2 separate regions of the Homo sapiens genome follow, and region 1 is linked to region 2. The links are chromatin loops, found by intact Hi-C in ENCODE. Cell type or tissue: pancreas. All regions are shown on one strand. Each heading gives the region's core, and the rest is flanking DNA. Links, peaks and the distances in the headings are about the cores only.

The links. Peaks named below come from ENCODE experiments on the same cell type or tissue, not always from the same donor. Only the 100,000 strongest peaks of a DNase experiment are listed, where the experiment ranks them.
Region 1: it touches region 2 in a loop (4-fold over the local background); 92 of 110 quality-filtered maps call a loop at or near these places.

The regions. Positions count from the first base shown.
Region 1 is chr17:73,425,319-73,433,646 of GRCh38, reverse strand. It overlaps SDK2 (sidekick cell adhesion molecule 2), which reads left to right. Exons shown (of 45, transcript NM_001144952.2): 11 at 1,978-2,145; 12 at 3,034-3,136. Among named protein-coding and RNA genes, the nearest start is that of SDK2-AS1, 84 kb to the left of the region's middle. RefSeq lists an enhancer at 4,143-4,192. In pancreas, for the core only: a CTCF peak has its summit at 4,090 (motif pointing left); a DNase peak (open chromatin) is centred at 4,056.
Region 2 is chr17:74,172,735-74,181,062 of GRCh38, reverse strand. No RefSeq gene overlaps it. Among named protein-coding and RNA genes, the nearest start is that of RPL38, 27 kb to the left of the region's middle. RefSeq lists an enhancer at 520-1,096. In pancreas, for the core only: a CTCF peak has its summit at 4,171 (motif pointing right); a DNase peak (open chromatin) is centred at 4,180.

The DNA.
Region 1 (8,328 bases), core at 214-8,213, 750 kb after region 2:
GGTTCCCCACGTACACTTGTGAAGGTCATACACTGTACAACCCAAGAGAGCATCTCTCGGCCGGGCGCGGTGGCTCATGCCTATAATCCCAGCATCTTGGGAGGTTGAGGTGGGCAGATCACCCTGAGGTCAGGAATTCAAGACCAGCCTGGCCCAAAGTGGTGAAACCCGGTCTCTACTAAAAATACCAAAATTAGCCGGGCATGGTGGCAGTTGCCTGTAATCCCAGCTACTTGGGGAAGGGGCTGAGATAGGAGAATCGCTTGAACCTGGGAGGTGGAGCTTGCAGTGAGCCAAGATTGTGCCACTGCACTCCAGCCTGGGAGACAGAGCGAGACTCCGTCTCAAAAAAAAAAAAGAGCATCCTTCACATCCCAGCCTTGCCAGGCTCAAGGTCCAGCTCTTCATCTTCCAAGACCTGCCACCCTGGTGAGTTACTAACTCACTCTGAGCCTCAGGTTCCCCATCTGTAAACTGGTGACAATAATATATATACCCCAGGGTGATGTGAAGACTAGACTATAGCGTGCATGTGAGGGTCCTGCATTATGCCTGGGAGTCCGAAAGCCCAGGAAACGATAGGTGCTTGATGATGAATATTATTCTAGTGGTGGCTGCTGCCAGTCTCCTACCCCAGGCAGCTCAGAGGGCTCCAGATGGCGGAACCAGCAAAGCCCAAGCCACCTCCCTAAGGCCATCTGCCCTGTGTGCTTCCTCTTCACCTCTGTGTGTGCACACTCACCTTCACAACTCTCCCCTGCACACACACACATATGCACACACACGCATGTGCACACACATGCACACACATACATGCACACGTACATACACATGTGCACACATATGCACACACATGTACATACACATGTGCACACACACGTACAAACACAGTTGCTCCTTCACACCGGCAAGCCCCAGCTCAGAGGTGCCTCCTCCAAGGACTCACCCTGCCCCAGCCCCCAGCCCTCCCCTCCAGCCCTACCTCCTTCACTCCCCACCTTCTCATGCATTTGGTCATCGGCTTATTTACCTAGCTCATGGCCTGTCTCCCCACAAAGTCAGGGGTGTCGGTTTTGTCCACTGCCGTCTCCCAGGACCTAGAACAGAGTCTGGCACACGGTAGGCACTCAATAAACATTTGTGGGGATAATAGGGGCACACCTAGGCACGTGCTTACACATGGAAATAAACACATCCACCCAGCACACTCAGTTCACTGTGCCTGCACGCATGTACAAACGGACATGCGACCCCCAGATGGACACATGGAGATTCCCTTCCTTACGGGGGTGGGGGGTTCTTTAAAATAGACATAGTCACAAAGACCTGCATTCCCAGGCTCACTCCTGCAGGTGCACTTGCACTCTCTCTTTCTCCCCCTCTTTCTCTGGCCAGGACCCTCCCAGGCTGGGCCCCAGGCTCCCTGGGTCCCCCTGCAGAAGGAGGTCTGTCCTGACCAGGGCTGCTGCTGGGGGACAGCGTGTCCCTCTCTACCCCACCCCCACTCCAGGCAGCTCCCGTCACTTCCCTTCACTCTCTTGAAGGTGACTCTCCCCAGAAGCATCCTGCCGCAGGATGCCCGTCATCACCTTGTCAGAGCTGTCCCCCCGCCAGCTCCCCCAACCCGGGTGCCAGCTGCCTCTGAGGGCTGTGCCGGGCTACTGCTCACCGTCATCAGGAAACTGCGCCCCCTTCTCTGTTGAAGGGCACGTGGTGTGGCGGGCACAGGAGCATCAGGGGACCTGGGCTCTAGGCTGCCCGCTCTGAGACCCTGTGCCCTCGTGTCCGTCCCTAAGCCAGAAAGCTCTCCAGGTCTCTCAGCCCCCACCCCAGCCCCACCGCCATCTGTCCTCATTCCTTCCAGCATTTCCAGAGCCAGGGGCCTGTGGGGGGACCATGCTGCCCTGGAGCGGCCAGGGAAGGGCAGGGTGTGCCCTTGGGGGCTACAGGCTGACCCCCACCCTGTTTTGCCCTCAGGGGAGCGCATCTTGGCCAGTGGCTCTGTGCAGCTGCCTCGCTTCACACCCCTGGAGTCGGGCAGCCTCCTCATCAGCCCCACACACATCTCCGATGCGGGGACCTACACCTGCCTGGCCACCAACTCTCGGGGGGTCGATGAGGCCTCAGCAGACCTAGTCGTTTGGGGTGAGTGTGCAGAGCCACAGGGCTTTATACATTTGTGTGTGCGTGTGTACATCCCTGTAGGTGCTGAGGACTCAGGACAGCTACGGGGCACAGGCTCATACCACCAGTGTCTCCATCCCCAGTGTCTGTCCCAGTCAGGGCCCTTCTCATCAGAGGGACAGTGACAAAGTGGTTCAGAGGCCAGGGACTAGGAAGATTCTGCCGGTGATGCTATGCTTGGCCGACTTGAGAGAACATTGAAGTTATAGGAGAGCTGCCTTCATATATTTTAGGGCAGAAATCGGCAAATATTTTCAAGAAAGGGCCAGATCATAAATATTTTAAGCTGTGTGGGCCAGACGGTCTCTGTCACAACGACTCAACTAGCTTCCGTTTTATCTAGAAAGCAGCCACAGACGGTATGTCATCCAATGGGCGTGGCTATGTTCCAGTAAGGGTTTATTTAGCCAAAAAGGCCACCTGCCGGATTTGGCCCCCAGCCTGTAGTTAGCCGACCCCTGCTGTAAGAGAGCTTCTCAAGCCACTTCCAACTTTGGATCCACACCCAGCATACCTGTGGGCCACTTGTCTGGGCTGAGCCCAGGGGTCCTGGTGCATGAAGCACTAGACTGGAAATCAGAAAGCCCTATTTTTACCCTGGCTGGACCACTGATATGCTGAAAATATGGTCCTGATCGTCCTTAGAGTTTGGTCTCTCCATCCCATACATGGTTTGTGAGAGCAAAATTTAATGAGCCCCAACTATGACGTGGCTTCCAAGAATTAAAGTACCAGGGAGCTCATTGTTCTTTTTAACCATTTGGGGGCTTTCATATGGTATCCACCCAGAGTCCAGCCACACAGCCCCCACACCTCTTCTCACCATGCTGTCTCCGCTGTATCTTTCAGCTCGGACCCGCATCACCAAGCCCCCCCAGGATCAGAGTGTCATCAAGGGCACCCAGGCCTCCATGGTGTGCGGAGTGACCCACGACCCCCGAGTAACCATCAGGTACTGGCTCTGCTGTTGACTCCAGGCAAGAGGGGAGGGGGAGCCTCTGGCAATAGCTTGTAGCTGGGCGAGTGTCCACATTAGGGAGGTAACAGCTGCAGAGCCACGCCTTCTCCTGGGCAGTGGCATTTCCAGAGCTGAGTGCAGGGCTGAGAGGTAGGGGGTATGAAATAAACACCCGGGAACTGAGCTACCCTGAATTGAGTTAAGCCAGTTTCCAAGGTGGGAGGAAAAGAGGAAGGGGTGCAGAAAGATGAAGTAAGAGGAATGGAGGAGGGGGTGAGGGAGGGGAAAGGAAGAGGCTTGTGGGTTAGTGAGCATGGAAGGGAAGGAGCTGCTGTCTCTGGCCCTGGACGCCACTGCTAGTGTCCCCCAGCCCACCCCAAGTCTTTGGCCCTCTGGCCTCTGAATGGGCAGCAGAGGGGTCTGGGCAGGCGGATATGGGATCAGCTATAGGGGTGGGGCAGGAGATGACCCCTGGGGGGACCCTGCAAGAGAAGCACATGTGGGAAACTGAGCCTCCAAACCGAGGTCACCCCACCATCTTCCATGGCCAAGCCGGGACCTTGGCAAGGGACTTGGCTTCCAGGTAACTCAGTCCCGCCTCTGTGGAAGCCACTAAAAGGGCTGGGAGGAAGCAGCCAAGAAAGGTATAAAAGCCGGGACCCCTCCCAAGCACCTGAACCAAACCCTACCCCCACCCCCAAGGCTTTGGAAGCTAAAACCAGGAGGAGATTGTCCCTGCCTTCTCTTCCTTGAGCTCCAGAATGCTGAGGGAAATGCAACTGCTTCCTTAGAAATAAATATTCCCTGCGTGTTGCTTCTCTATTTTATGAGCAATATCACTGTCAAAGCAACTGGCACCGAGGCTAGAAGGGGCCGGCGCTCCTGCACTGGGAGAAATGGCCTCCTCCTCATGCCGAAGGCAGCTGCGTCCTGGGGCGCCATCTGGTGGCCACTGGACCTATGACAGTCTGTACAGCCACCCCCAAATGAGACTCCGGGGAGCCCAGGTTGGTACAAGGGGCTCCAGGCTTTTGGCCAACACTGATTCTCAGAGAACATATCAGCGGCCCCAGTTTGAGAAACACCTCATGAAGTGTTGACCACTTAAGGCAGTCATCACATGACGCTAGCACAAATGCAAAAATGTACATAGATGTATTAATAGTTAGAAGATTTTTGACTGAGATTCCAGAATATGCTTATTTCTGGGTTTAATAGATTTTTCTTAAAAAATTAACATACCAACTGTAAAAAAGGTCCTGGGAGAGAACCCACATAGAATACTGCTGTGTATCTCGGGCCCATTCATTGTGTAGTAGCTATACTTTTAGCATTCATTAATAGGGAAATTCTGAAATTCAGTATACTTTAAATCAGACTTTATTTATAAAAAAGATGACTTACTTATAAAAAGTGTCAACTTATTTGAGAAAGACATACATTGTATTCATTCTCTAGACAGTTACTGATGCATAATGGGATTCGGGGGTCTCTTGCAAAGTAACCTGCAGACCCACTCTGTAGGCCCTTCCAGTGAACTGCAGGTCAGAAATCCCTGTACCAGGTTACTGAAGGGAGGTCCTCGCCTTAAACGGAATTAACCATCTAGGACCATCTTTTCATCAAAGGGATGATTCTGGGGAGCAGAATCATCCCTTTATCCCCCCCAAAATTGGCAAAGTCTATGCCCAAGGCCACCCCAGCAGCTCCCACCCCAGTCTGTCTTCCTTGGACTGGGGGGACGGGGACATCCCTTCTACCCTCCGTCTTGAGGTAGATCTTGGGGATGGGGTGAGACCCAGACCTCAGCAATTTTAAGAAGCTCCCCAGGTGATTCTAATGTGTCACCAGGATTGAAAACCCTGTTCTATCTGCAAAACACAGCAGGGTTCCCTAAGCAGACTATTAGGTGGGTGCAAACGTAACTGCGGTTTTTGCCTTTGAAAGGAATGGTCAAAACTGCAATTACTTTTGCACCAACCTAATAGAAAGGATCTCAACAACCAAACCAGACTAAAGTGGTGCCGCTGAATCCTGAGTGACACGTCCTCAGAGCAAAGCCAGGTGCAGGGGTGAGGGCCTGGGCGGGTGCAGGTTTCTAGCATGAAAACCTCCAAAATAGTTCTAGAAAAAAACACTCTGGCCAGGCGCCGTGCCTCACGCCCATAATCCCAGCACTTTGAGAGGCCGAGGCGGGTGGATCATGAAGTCAGGAGATGGAGACCATCCTGTCCAACATGGTGAAACCCCGTCTCTACTAAAAATACAAAAAAAATTAGCTCAGCCTCCCAAAGTGCTAGGATTACAGGCGTGAGCCACTGTGCCCAGCTGGATTTTGGCCATTCTAATAGCTGTGCTGTGATATCTCGTTGTTGTTTTAATTTGCATTTCCCTAATGACATATGATGTACAGCATCTTTTCATTTGCCTGTTGGTCTTCTGTGTACCTTCTTTGGTGAGGCATCTGTCAATGACTATTTTTTAATCAGATTGTTTTCTTATTGCTGAGTTTTAAGAGTTCTTTGTAGATTTTGGATAGCAGTGCTTTATCAAAGATATCGTTTACAAATATTTTCTTCTAGTGTGTGGCTTCTCTTTTTATTCTCTTGAAAGTGTCTATCAAAGAGCAGCAATGTTTGATTTAATGAAATCCAGCTTATCTGTTCTTTCTTTCATGGATTGTGCCTTGGGTGTCGTATTTAAAAAGTCATTGCCAAACCCAAGGTCATCTAGATGTTCTCCTGTATTATCTTCTAGGAGTTTTATAGCTTTGCATTTTACATTTAGCTCTGGGATCCAATTTGAGTTAATTTTTGTGAAGGGTGTAAGATCTGTGTCTAGATTTTTTTTTTTTTTTTTTTTGCATGTGGATGTCAAGGTTTTCCAGCACTGTTTGTTGAAAAGACTTCTTTTTTATTTTTATCTTTGTTTTTGTTTTGTAATTGATTTGTTGGAGAAACCAGGTTCTAGAAGACAGAGGTCAGCAATCTTTGCTGTAAAGGACCAAAAAGTAAACATTTTAGGCTTTAAGAGAGCCATATGGTCTTGTCATGACTACTCAACTCTGTTTATAGTGCCAAAGCAGCCATATGTAAACAGGCACTAAGTAAACAGATGGGCATGTCTGTGTTCTAATAAAACTTTATTTACACAGACAGGCAGCAGGCCATAGTTTGTTGATCCTGCTATGGAATATTCAACACTCTGGATTGGCCTGGCTGCTGTCTCACAGTGTTGTTAACCTGTTCTTCTATCCTCTGTATTTATAATTCAATTTCAGTAACTGCTAATTAGATTCATGTTCAATTGTTTTGGCACAAATACTTCACAGGCAGTGATCTCTGCTTCCTAAAGCACCACATTCTGAAGCAAAGAATGTCTGCTTGCCATAGGCTATTTCTTTTTTTTCTTTTTTTTTATGAGATGGAGTCTCGCTCTGTCACCCAGGCTGGAGTGCAGTGGCACCATCTCGGCACACTGCAAGCTCTGCCTCCCGGGTTCACGCCATTCTCCTGCCTCAGCCTCCCGAGTAGCTGGGACTACAGGCTCCCGCCACCACGCCTGGCTAATTTTTTGTATTTTTAGTAGGGACAGGGTTTCACCGTGTTAGCAGGATGGTCTCAATCTCCTGACCTCATGATCCGCCAGCCTCGGCCTCCCAAAGTGCTAGGATTACAGGCATGAGCCACCGCGCCCGGCCCCCATAGGCTATTTCTTACATGGGAATTACTCTCTGCAACTAAATTTGCTTTTAAGTAAAATTCTGCCCATCCTGTGAGTGCTGGCAAGTCCTTTCTAAATAAAGGGATGAATTGAAGGTGATTACTGTTGTTGATTTGTAAATAGGTATTAAAAGACTTAAAAATTAACTCAACGATTTCACTGCTGAGAATTTGTCCTTGAGGAAATGATTTGGAATGGTTGTAAACATTTTGCCATAAGGACCACAGCTTTAACTATAATATTAGAAACCAAGGAGCTAAACTGGATGTCCAACATTATGGGATCGGTTAAATTACAAAACAGCTGTACTGACACATGTGCATCCAATAAAAAATCATGGTGTGGAAATATCACATCAAAAAGAGTTTATGATATTTTTATTGAGTCAAAAAGCAGCTTTAAAAACAGGATGACTGGTCAGGCGTGGTGGCTCAAGCCTGTAATCCCAGCACTTTGGGCGGCAGAGGCAGGCGGATCACCTGAGGTCAGGAGTTCAAGACCAGCTTGGCCAACATGGCAAAGCCCCGTCTCTACTAAAAATACAGAAAAAAAAAAAAAAAAAAAAAAAAAAAAGCCCAGCATGGTGGTGCAGGCCTGTAATCCCAGCTACCAGGGAGGCTGAGGCAGGAGAATTGCTTGAACCCGGGAGGCGGAGGTTGCAGTGAGCCAAGATCGCACCACTGCACTCCAGCCTGGGCAACAGAGTGAGATTCTGTCTCAAAATAAAATAAAATAAAATATAAAAATAGGATGGCTGAATAGATTGCTGTATACCATTCATGTAAATATACTGTATCATTTAAAATATGTAACAAAGGCTAACTGTTACTGACCGCTTGCCGTGGTTCAGGCACTTCTCTATTTTATATTAGCTTGCACAATCCTCACAGCAGTGCTATGAGGTGGGTGGTGTTAGTTTCCTCATATTACAGGTGAGGCAACTGAGGCCTAGCAAGGTTAAATAAACTCACCCAAGGCCAGGCGTGGTGGCTCACACCTGTAATCCCAGCACTTTGGGAGGCTGAGGCAGGTGGATCACTTGAGGTCAGGAGTTAGAGACCAGCCTGACCAACATGGTGAAACCCCATCTCTACTAAAAATACAAAATTAGTCGGGCGTGGTGGTGCTCGCCTATAGTCCTAGCAACTCGGGAGGCTGAGCCACGAAAATCACTTGAACCTGGGAGGTGGAGGTTGCAGTGAGTCAAGACCGCACCACGGCACTCCAGCCTGGGCGACAGAGCCAGACTCTGTCTAAAATAAATAAATTCATTAATAAATTAGCTCACCCAAGATCACAAAGCTGGAAAGTAGCAAAGCCAGCATTTGGCCTGAGAGTCTGACTCCTGAATGCAGCAGTGCTGCAGTGCACTGCCTATCCGGGCGGGGAAGAAGGGTCTGGAAGATATGCACACATTCAAATGTTAATCGTGGTTCCCTAGTATCAGAAAACTTTTGAGTTTT
Region 2 (8,328 bases), core at 215-8,214:
TGGAAGTGCAGTGTTCTTTGGAAGAAGTTCCTTGCAGACTCCTCTCCCTCCTCCTGCTCTTGGGTGACGATGGGCACTTGCTGCTGGCTGCAGAGGAAGGGCCCACCAAAGGCACTGACAGGGTGATGGTGGGCTTGGTAATTAGAGGTGGCCCAGGGCTGCGGGGACTTTCTGCAGCTTGGCAGCTGCTCACAACACAGTTGGCTTTGAAGAGGCTTCAAAGTGTCTCCCAGGAAGGTCCCCAAATCATCTGAAAAGCAGCCTGGAGTCTGTCAACTCTTGGGAGTGGGAGAAAGGCGAGAGCTTTGCTGGGCTTCGCAGGTGGGAGGCAGGAGTCAGTACGTCAAAGTCTCAGAAGCTGGGGACCTGGGGGGAGATTAGAGGTCCTGAATTAGGCTGTGGAACCACCTGCTGCCTGGAGAAGCTGCCTGGGATGGGCTCTGGATTTCTCTGTGGAGGGGGCTGGGAGGGCTGGAATGGGAGGAGTCAGGAGCTGGGCTCTCCATGTTTTGTGTCCACTCCTGGGCCTGGGGGCTGATGGGAGAGGCCTGATCTCAACACGTCTCTCCCCGCCCCGTGCCTCCGGGCAGCGGCCACCATCCTGCCCCAGCCCAGGTCTCCCGGCAGGGCCAGAGCAGGCAGCCCAGCAGTGAGGCTGCAGTGAGGAGCGGTGAGTGTGTGCACAGATTGCTTGCCAGCAAGGTGGAGGCCTTGCAAACTGTATCAAGGAAAGAAGAATGTTTCAAGGAATGAAATCTCAGCCTGGAAAAGAAGAAACTAGAAAGCTACTGCACTTTCTGACTTCCAAACAATTAAATTAGACAAGGAGCGCGAAGGCTCAGTGAGGGGTTGAACGTCCTCTTGACCCTGTCAAAATCTTAGGCCAAAAAAATGCCCGCTTGATCTCCAGCGCTTTGCCCGTTGCTCAGAAGCATTTAGCTTCCTGACGATTCCAGTGTTCTCAGCAGTGACTATCAAACACTCCAGCTTTTACTAATTAATCAGATTTTTTAACAAAGAAGAAAGAAAGAGGTCATGTATCAATTTTACTGAAGAATTCTTCCTTGTATTCAGAAATTCTTCTAACTATCTGAAGGGGACAGGCTGTTTAGCTTCTCTGGGCCTCAGTTTACTCATAAGTGGTTGATGGTGGTGGTGGTGGGGAGGTCCTAAAATCTCTGGACACTTTAGGGTCTGCCATGTCACACATGTGTGCAGGCTCTAGACAGACAGTTCAGGGAGGAGTGGTCCTGAGCCGAGTCTCTGCAGCAGAGTGGCGGCTGGTGGGCGTGGCTCTGGGAAGTGAGCTGACACCTCCACCAGGTGCTTTCCAGCCCCCTAAAACATCTGCCACCCCAGAAAATGGCACAGTGGACGACTTTTGGTCTTGGCCTCCTGGGTTCTTTTCTAAGAGCTGCCATCACAAATGATCACACATTTGTTGGCCTAAAACAGCAGAAATTGATACTCTCCCAGTTCTTCAGCACAGAAGTCTGAAATCCAGGTGTCGGAAGGGCTGTGCTCCCTCTGAGGCTCTAGGGGAGGGTCCCTTCTTGCCTATCCCAGTTGCTGGCGGGGCTCCTGGTGTCCCTCGGCTTGTGGCCACATCACTCGAGTCTCTGCCTCCATCCTCACGTGGTCTCCTTCCTGTGTCTGTGTGTTTCCTTTTTTGTCTCTTAAAAGGACATGCTCTCTGGATTTAGGACCCACCCTAATCCAGGATAATCTCTTCTTTTTTTTTTTTTTTTGAGACAGAGTCTCTGTTGCTCAGGCTGGAGTGCGGTGGCGCGATCTCGGCTCACTGCCACCTCTGCCTTCCAGGTTCAAGCGATTCTCTTGCTTCAGCCTCCCAAATAGCTGGTATTACAGCCACCACGTGTGCCACCACGCCTGGCTAATTTTTGTATTTTTAGTAGAGATGGGGTTTGGCCATGTTGGCCTGGCTGGTCTTGAACTCCTGGCCTCAGGTATCTGCCCACCTCAGCCTCTCAAAGTGTTGGTATTACAGGCGTCAGCCACCACGGCTGGCCCCCCAAAACACCCTTCAAAGAGATTATCAAGAGGATAATCTCTGCTTGATCCTCACCCTAACTACATCTGCAAAGACCCTATTTCCAAATTAGGTCACATCCTGAGGATCAGATGGAAGTGAATGTTTTGGGGGACACTGTTGAAACACTGCACTTTCTCGGCATGTCTCCTTCCCTCTTCCTGGTAAGATACCCTCCCTCATTTGGAAGATTCTTCTGTCCTACTTCCCATTGCACACAATTCTGATGGGCAGGTAGTAACAGTGTCCTTTCCCCTCCCCTTGACCACAGGGGCAGACATGTGTGCCCTGGGACATTGTACCTGTCTCTCAGGCCTTAAGAATGGACAGGAGGTTGGGCAGTGGGGACTCAGGGATCGGAACTGGTCCAGACAGAGTCATTCCTGAGATTTAGATATTCCTCAAGATATGTCCGGGCACAGTGGCTCACGCCTGTAATCCCAGTACTTTGGGAGGCCAAGGCGGGTGGATCTTCTGAGGTCGGGAGTTCAAGACCAGCCTGGCCAACATAGCAAACCCCCATCTCCACTAAAAAAGCATAAAATTAGCCTGGCGTGGTGGCAGGTGCCTGTAATCCCAGCTACCTGGGTACTTGGGAGGCTGAGGCAGGAGAATCACTTGCACCCAGGAGGTGGAGGATGCAGTGAGCTGAGATTGCACCATTGCACTCTAGCCTGAGCAACAGGATCAAAACGCTGTCTCAAAAAAAAAAAAAAAAGATATGTTCAACAGGAGAGGGAGAGGGAGCCTCTGGGATCCTGTGCTAGGATCGTGCAAGCCTGGAAGAGCCTGTGGCCATCTCCCTTCCTCCTGCTGCATGAAGGCAGCTGGTATGCAGAAGGGCAGGCTAGGACCAGCAACAAACAGAAGCAGAGTCTGGAGATGGGGATATGGGCATGGCAGGGGGCTAAGGAAAACAGAATAAAAGGATGGGAAAACCAGATGTGGTCATCCAGGCCTGCCAGCACCTGACTCCGTTCTCTTTCTTACCCTCAATCCGCACCTGCCAGCACCCAACTCTGCTCTCTCTGCCTGTGCAGCTCCCTTCTCTACTCCAGTGAATCCGAGTTGCTGTTCTGTCCCTTGCCACAGAAACCTGACGGACACAACAGCATACGGAATAACCGGTGGCCCTTGAGGGGGCTGGGAGAGCAGCCATCGGTGACGTTATCAGAAGGGATTCCCGCTTTGGCAGGCGCTGGACTGGATTAATGACTTCAATAAGCACATATTAGGCCCCTTCTGTGTGCTAGCTACAGGGGATGCAGAGATGCAAGCCAATGGTAAAACAGTCTTTAACGTATGCAAAGTAGGTTAACTGGAGGGTAGGAGTGCGGGGTAGACCTAGCTACAGGGGATGCAGAGATGCAAGCCAATGGTAAAACAGTCTTTAACGTATGCAAAGTAGGTTAACTGGAGGGTAGGAGTGCGGGGTAGACTATTTTCAGGTAGCTGTCAGGTGGTAGGGTTGGGGTGAGCCCTTGGTGGCTTGGGAGCAGCTCTCTCTGGTGCACAGCAGGTGTTGGGAAGTATGTGTTGAATAAATGAATTTAGATTATTTTATGGTTCACTTGCTTATGTCTGCCAGTGACTCATGCTGTGTGCCTCTTCTTTCCTCTGCACACATCTCTCCCTGTGCTCATCCATGCACACACACATGCAGGCACACACTGTCAACAGCCTGGTATGATGCTGGGCACCTGGGAGTGCTGACTAAGTGTCTGGGGGGGGGGGTCACATGATGGAGTGGCTGGCAGATTGGCAGCCACCGTGGTAGGAAGCTGTCCTATTTGTCTGGAATTTGGGCTTGTGCTCAGCTCCTAATGACTCACTTTGTGGATTGGCCATGGGGTGTTTCATCCACAGGTTCTCTCCCCTCCTCATCACCAGGGAGGTGTCTGGGTGGTCTTCAGCAAGGATGGGCAACATGGCCATTTCAACACTGGTTCTTGACTCCCATGTTGTTTGGGGGTCTTGGGGGTTCTTCAGAGGGAGAGGGAGGGATGCTGCAGAGGGCAGTATGGAATACGGGGCTCCTTGTTTCTAGATAGGGCTGTCAGAGGCTTCTCCATCTATGGGCCCTGTTCTTGGAAGCCGGGTCTGCGCTGCAGGTCCCTCACACAACCACTAGATGCCAGTGTTTCTTAATGGATGGAAGGGGGAGCCTGGGAAGGGCTGGCGGAGAGGGAAGGTCTAGATGGTCCTAGGGGGATAACAGGGCCTGGGCTGTGCCCATCTTATAGATGGGAATAGTGAGTCCTGGGAACTTAGCTAAGGCACAGGTAAGCTTCTCTAGACACTATGCAGTGAATCTGACGAAAGCGCCAGGGTTCCGGCTTCCACTTCCTTGTTCAGTGTCTTTATTCGGGATGTCTCACCTGTGCTGTCCAAGAAGGGCGTTGCAAACAGGTAAGTGGGGAGGGGCCGGAGGGGATGAGGGTGGTTCTGGGGAATCCAGCTTGGGAGGAGTGGAGCCTGACAATGAGAGAGGGGGTGAGAGAGAGGACTTGGGGGACCAGCAGCTGGAAAAGCACTGTTCATCCCATTCCGGCATTCATCCTTCCTTCCTGCCTCTCATCCTCCTTTCTGTTTTAGTTTGGTATCTCAGAAGGCAGAGAGAGAGACACACACACAGAAAGAGAGGAGGAGAATCAACCAGGTGAGGAGGCTCCACTTTTTTTTTTTTTTTTTTAGACAGAGTATCGCTTATTGCCCAGGCTGGAGTGCCATGACACGATCTTGGCTCACTGCAACCTCTGCCTCCAGGTTCAAGTGATTCTCCTGCTTCAGCCTCCCGAGTAGCTGGGATTACAGGTGCCCGCCACCATATCCAGCTAATTTTTTTTTTTTTGTATTTTTAGTAGAGACAGGGTTTCACCATGTTGGCCAGGCTGGTCTCAAACTCCTGACCTCAGGTGATCCACCAACCTCAGCCTCCCAAAGTGCTGGGATTACAGGCATGAGCCACAGTGCCCGGCCTGAGGCTCCACTATTCAAGGGAGAATCCATCTCGTGCTGAAATGAAGTGCAGGTGTGGGACTTCTGTGCTGTTCCCCATCCTTGCCCCCTGCTCCCTGGCCCTTATTCCTGGCACAGGGCCAGGTGTGCAGGAGGCCCTCCGTAAGTGTGTCTGGGTGGAGGTGGGGGCAGAGCGTGGCCAAGGACGGGAGATGGAGCTCCCTCAGTACAGTTCCTTCTGGCTTCCCATGGGGCAGACCTGGGGATTCCAAAACATGGGGCGAAGATTGACTGTTGAGCCCCCAATACAGTCCCAGCAATGTCAACACCACTCAGGGAAGTCACAGTTAAACATCGGGGGCCACGGCCTCTGCTCAGCCCCATTGGAGGGGAGGAGTGGGGGTCGGGATGGAGGGCAGATCAAGAGAGAGGCTAATGTGGTTTAAGCAGAGATAAGAAAGGCTGTGTGCTGCCTGCAATGCTTCCCGGTGAGCCTAGGATTCTATCATTAGAGACTGATTTATTTAGGTCAAGCCGTGACTCCCCCTAGGAGTTTTACATAGTTTCTTGCATGTAATAGACCATTCAGTAAATATTTGTCAACGGAGTCTCCTTAAAATGAAAATACCCCGAGGAGCGATAAACCATTTTCATTTGCTAACACTTCACCGTGAATTAGTTTATCACACTAACTAGTGTCCTAACAAGGTTTCTGAGGGGGAAACTCAGTACAGATGTGTTCTGAGGAGGCGCCTGCCTGGGAAGACGGGGGAGATGTGGAGTTTGGGCAAGTGCTGGAGATGATGTGACTTGGCCGAGAGCAAGGGCCAGCGTGCTCAAGGTGGGCACAAGGATGTTGGGTGTCTGCTGCCGGCCATACAGTCATGCCTCTTCCCTGTTGAAACTCTCTAAGATCTTCACAGTCCCTGGGAAAATGTCCCAACTCCTCTCTAAGGTTGCAGAGGTCCTTTCTGATCCAATCACCTCTCTCCTCCCCAGCCTCCCGTCTTGACACTGGCAATGCTCCAGCCGGACTCTTCCTTGAACTTAATGAGGCCTTATTACCTCCTTCCCTTTGTACTTGCTATTTATTCCCTATGCCTGGCTTACTATCTCACACTCTTTGCCTGGTTAATTTCAATGAGTTTTTCAAATTTTGTTTAGATGTCACTTCCTCCAGGAAGTCTTCCATGACCAACCCAGTGTAGAGGAGGCTCTTCTTCTTCTTCTTCTTCTTTTTTTTTTTTTTCTGAGACAGAGTCTCGCTCTATCGCTCAGGCTGGAGTGCAGTGGCGTGATCTCGGCTCACTGCAAGCTCCGCCTCCTGTGTTCACGCCATTCTTCTGCTTCAGCCTCCCGAGTAGCTGGGACTACAGGTGCCCGCCACCACGCCCAGATGATTTTTTTTGGTATTTTTTTAGTAGAGATGGGGTTTCACTGTGTTAGCCAGGATGGTCTCGATCTCCTGACCTCATGATCTGCCCGCCTTGGCCTCCCAAAGTGCTGGGATTACAGGTATGAGCCACCACGCCTGGCCGAGGAGTTTCTTCTTCTAAATGGTCTGGCAGTACTCTGTAACTGCACTCTCCTTGCAATTACATTGCAGAATTGGAAAAAAGTAACAAAAAGTAGTATACATGCAGAATTTAAACAAATTCCAATTGTATAGGAGGCTTATAATAAAAAATTACAGTTGCCTGCTTGTATTAGTCAGAGTTCAGTCAGGAAAATAGAAACCACACCAGTTATCTTAACAGAGAATTTAATATAGAGAATTGGCTAAACAGGTATTGGAGGACTGAAAAAGCCCAAAGAGAACATTGAAGTAGCATGGTTAGAGGAACTAGAGAAAGAAGCCATCATCCCTAGGATGGGCAGAACAAAAGGGAGATGTCGTGGTTATCTGACTCTACAAGCTTGAAGAAGAGGCCCCATGGAGCTGGGTTTAGACCTCAGACGCTGCAGCCTGGCTGACTGGTGCTGCTATCTCTGAAGGAGCATGATGAGATTGTGCAGTAAAAACTGGCTACTGGAATGCACTGCTGCTGCTCGGGGGGAGATCTGTTGCTGGAGAGACAGGGACAAGAAGAATAAGCCAGCAGAAAGAGCATATGCCTCTTTTCTCTCCTCCAGCCTTTGGTTTCTCTCTAGTCCTCCTACAGGCAGAACCCAACAAGGAGCCAGTTGACGAAGGAGAGATGTTATGTGCAGAGCCCCAATCTTAGCACCAAAACGTAGAGTTTAGAAGAGTGAGCTCGGGCTGGGCGTGGTGACTCATGCCCGTAATCCCAACATTTTGGGAGGCTGAGGCAGGCAGATCACCTGAGGTCATGAGTTTGAAACTAGCCTGGCCAACATGGCAAAACCCCACCTCTACTAAAAATACAAAAATTAGCCAGGTGTGGTGGCAGGCACCTGTGGTTCCAGGCACTCTGGAGGCTGAGGCAGGAGAATCACTTGAACCTGGGAAGCAGAGGTTGCAGTGTCTGAGACTGCGCCACTGCACTCCAGCCTGGGTGACAGAGCAAGACTCCATCTCAAAACAAAACAAAAAAAAAATAAAAATAAAAATAAAAATAAATGAATGAATAAATAAATAAATAGAAGGGTGAGCTCGGAGTTGAGAGATGATAGCTTGACAGCTGACACAGTCCTCCACCCCTTTGGCTACTCAGCATCCATCTACATGTACTGAACACCATCTAATGATAACAACAAACGTACACCTTTACCTTATAACATGCAATTATCTTTTGTACAAAGACACTCACAGTGTTCTCAAAGAGAGGAGACATAAAATCCCAAGAGCTCTTATATCCTCCTCTGAGTGACAGTCATGGTACTCGTTTCTAGATGATGTTGATCACCCCTCAAAACTAGTCATGGTCCCATCTGAATATTTTGTAACTTAAAGATGAAATTGTGAAGTTAACCACTGCTAATAATCTTTACATAAAATAAAAACGGCAAAGGAGAGAGAAGAGACATTAGTTAATATGTGCCAGTGCAAACATGTATACATATCAACAGGCAAGGAAGAAAATATTCCTGCTTTCTATGTTCTTGTTTTTATGAGGTCGTGTTGATATTAACTTCCTTCTCTCATTGCCTGTTCCATATCCATTAGTCTTCCCTTAGACAAGGAAGTACTACACGGGTCACCAGAGAACTTCCTGGGTTCCTTGTCTCCTTTATATAGTAGCTAACTAGTTTCTCTTTGCTAACTAGGAAAGTGATTCTCTTCTCTGCCTGTTTATTCAGCAGCATAAAGAGCCTATAAAATGTCCAGGTGTTAGCCTTGATGTCCAGTTCAGTGGAAC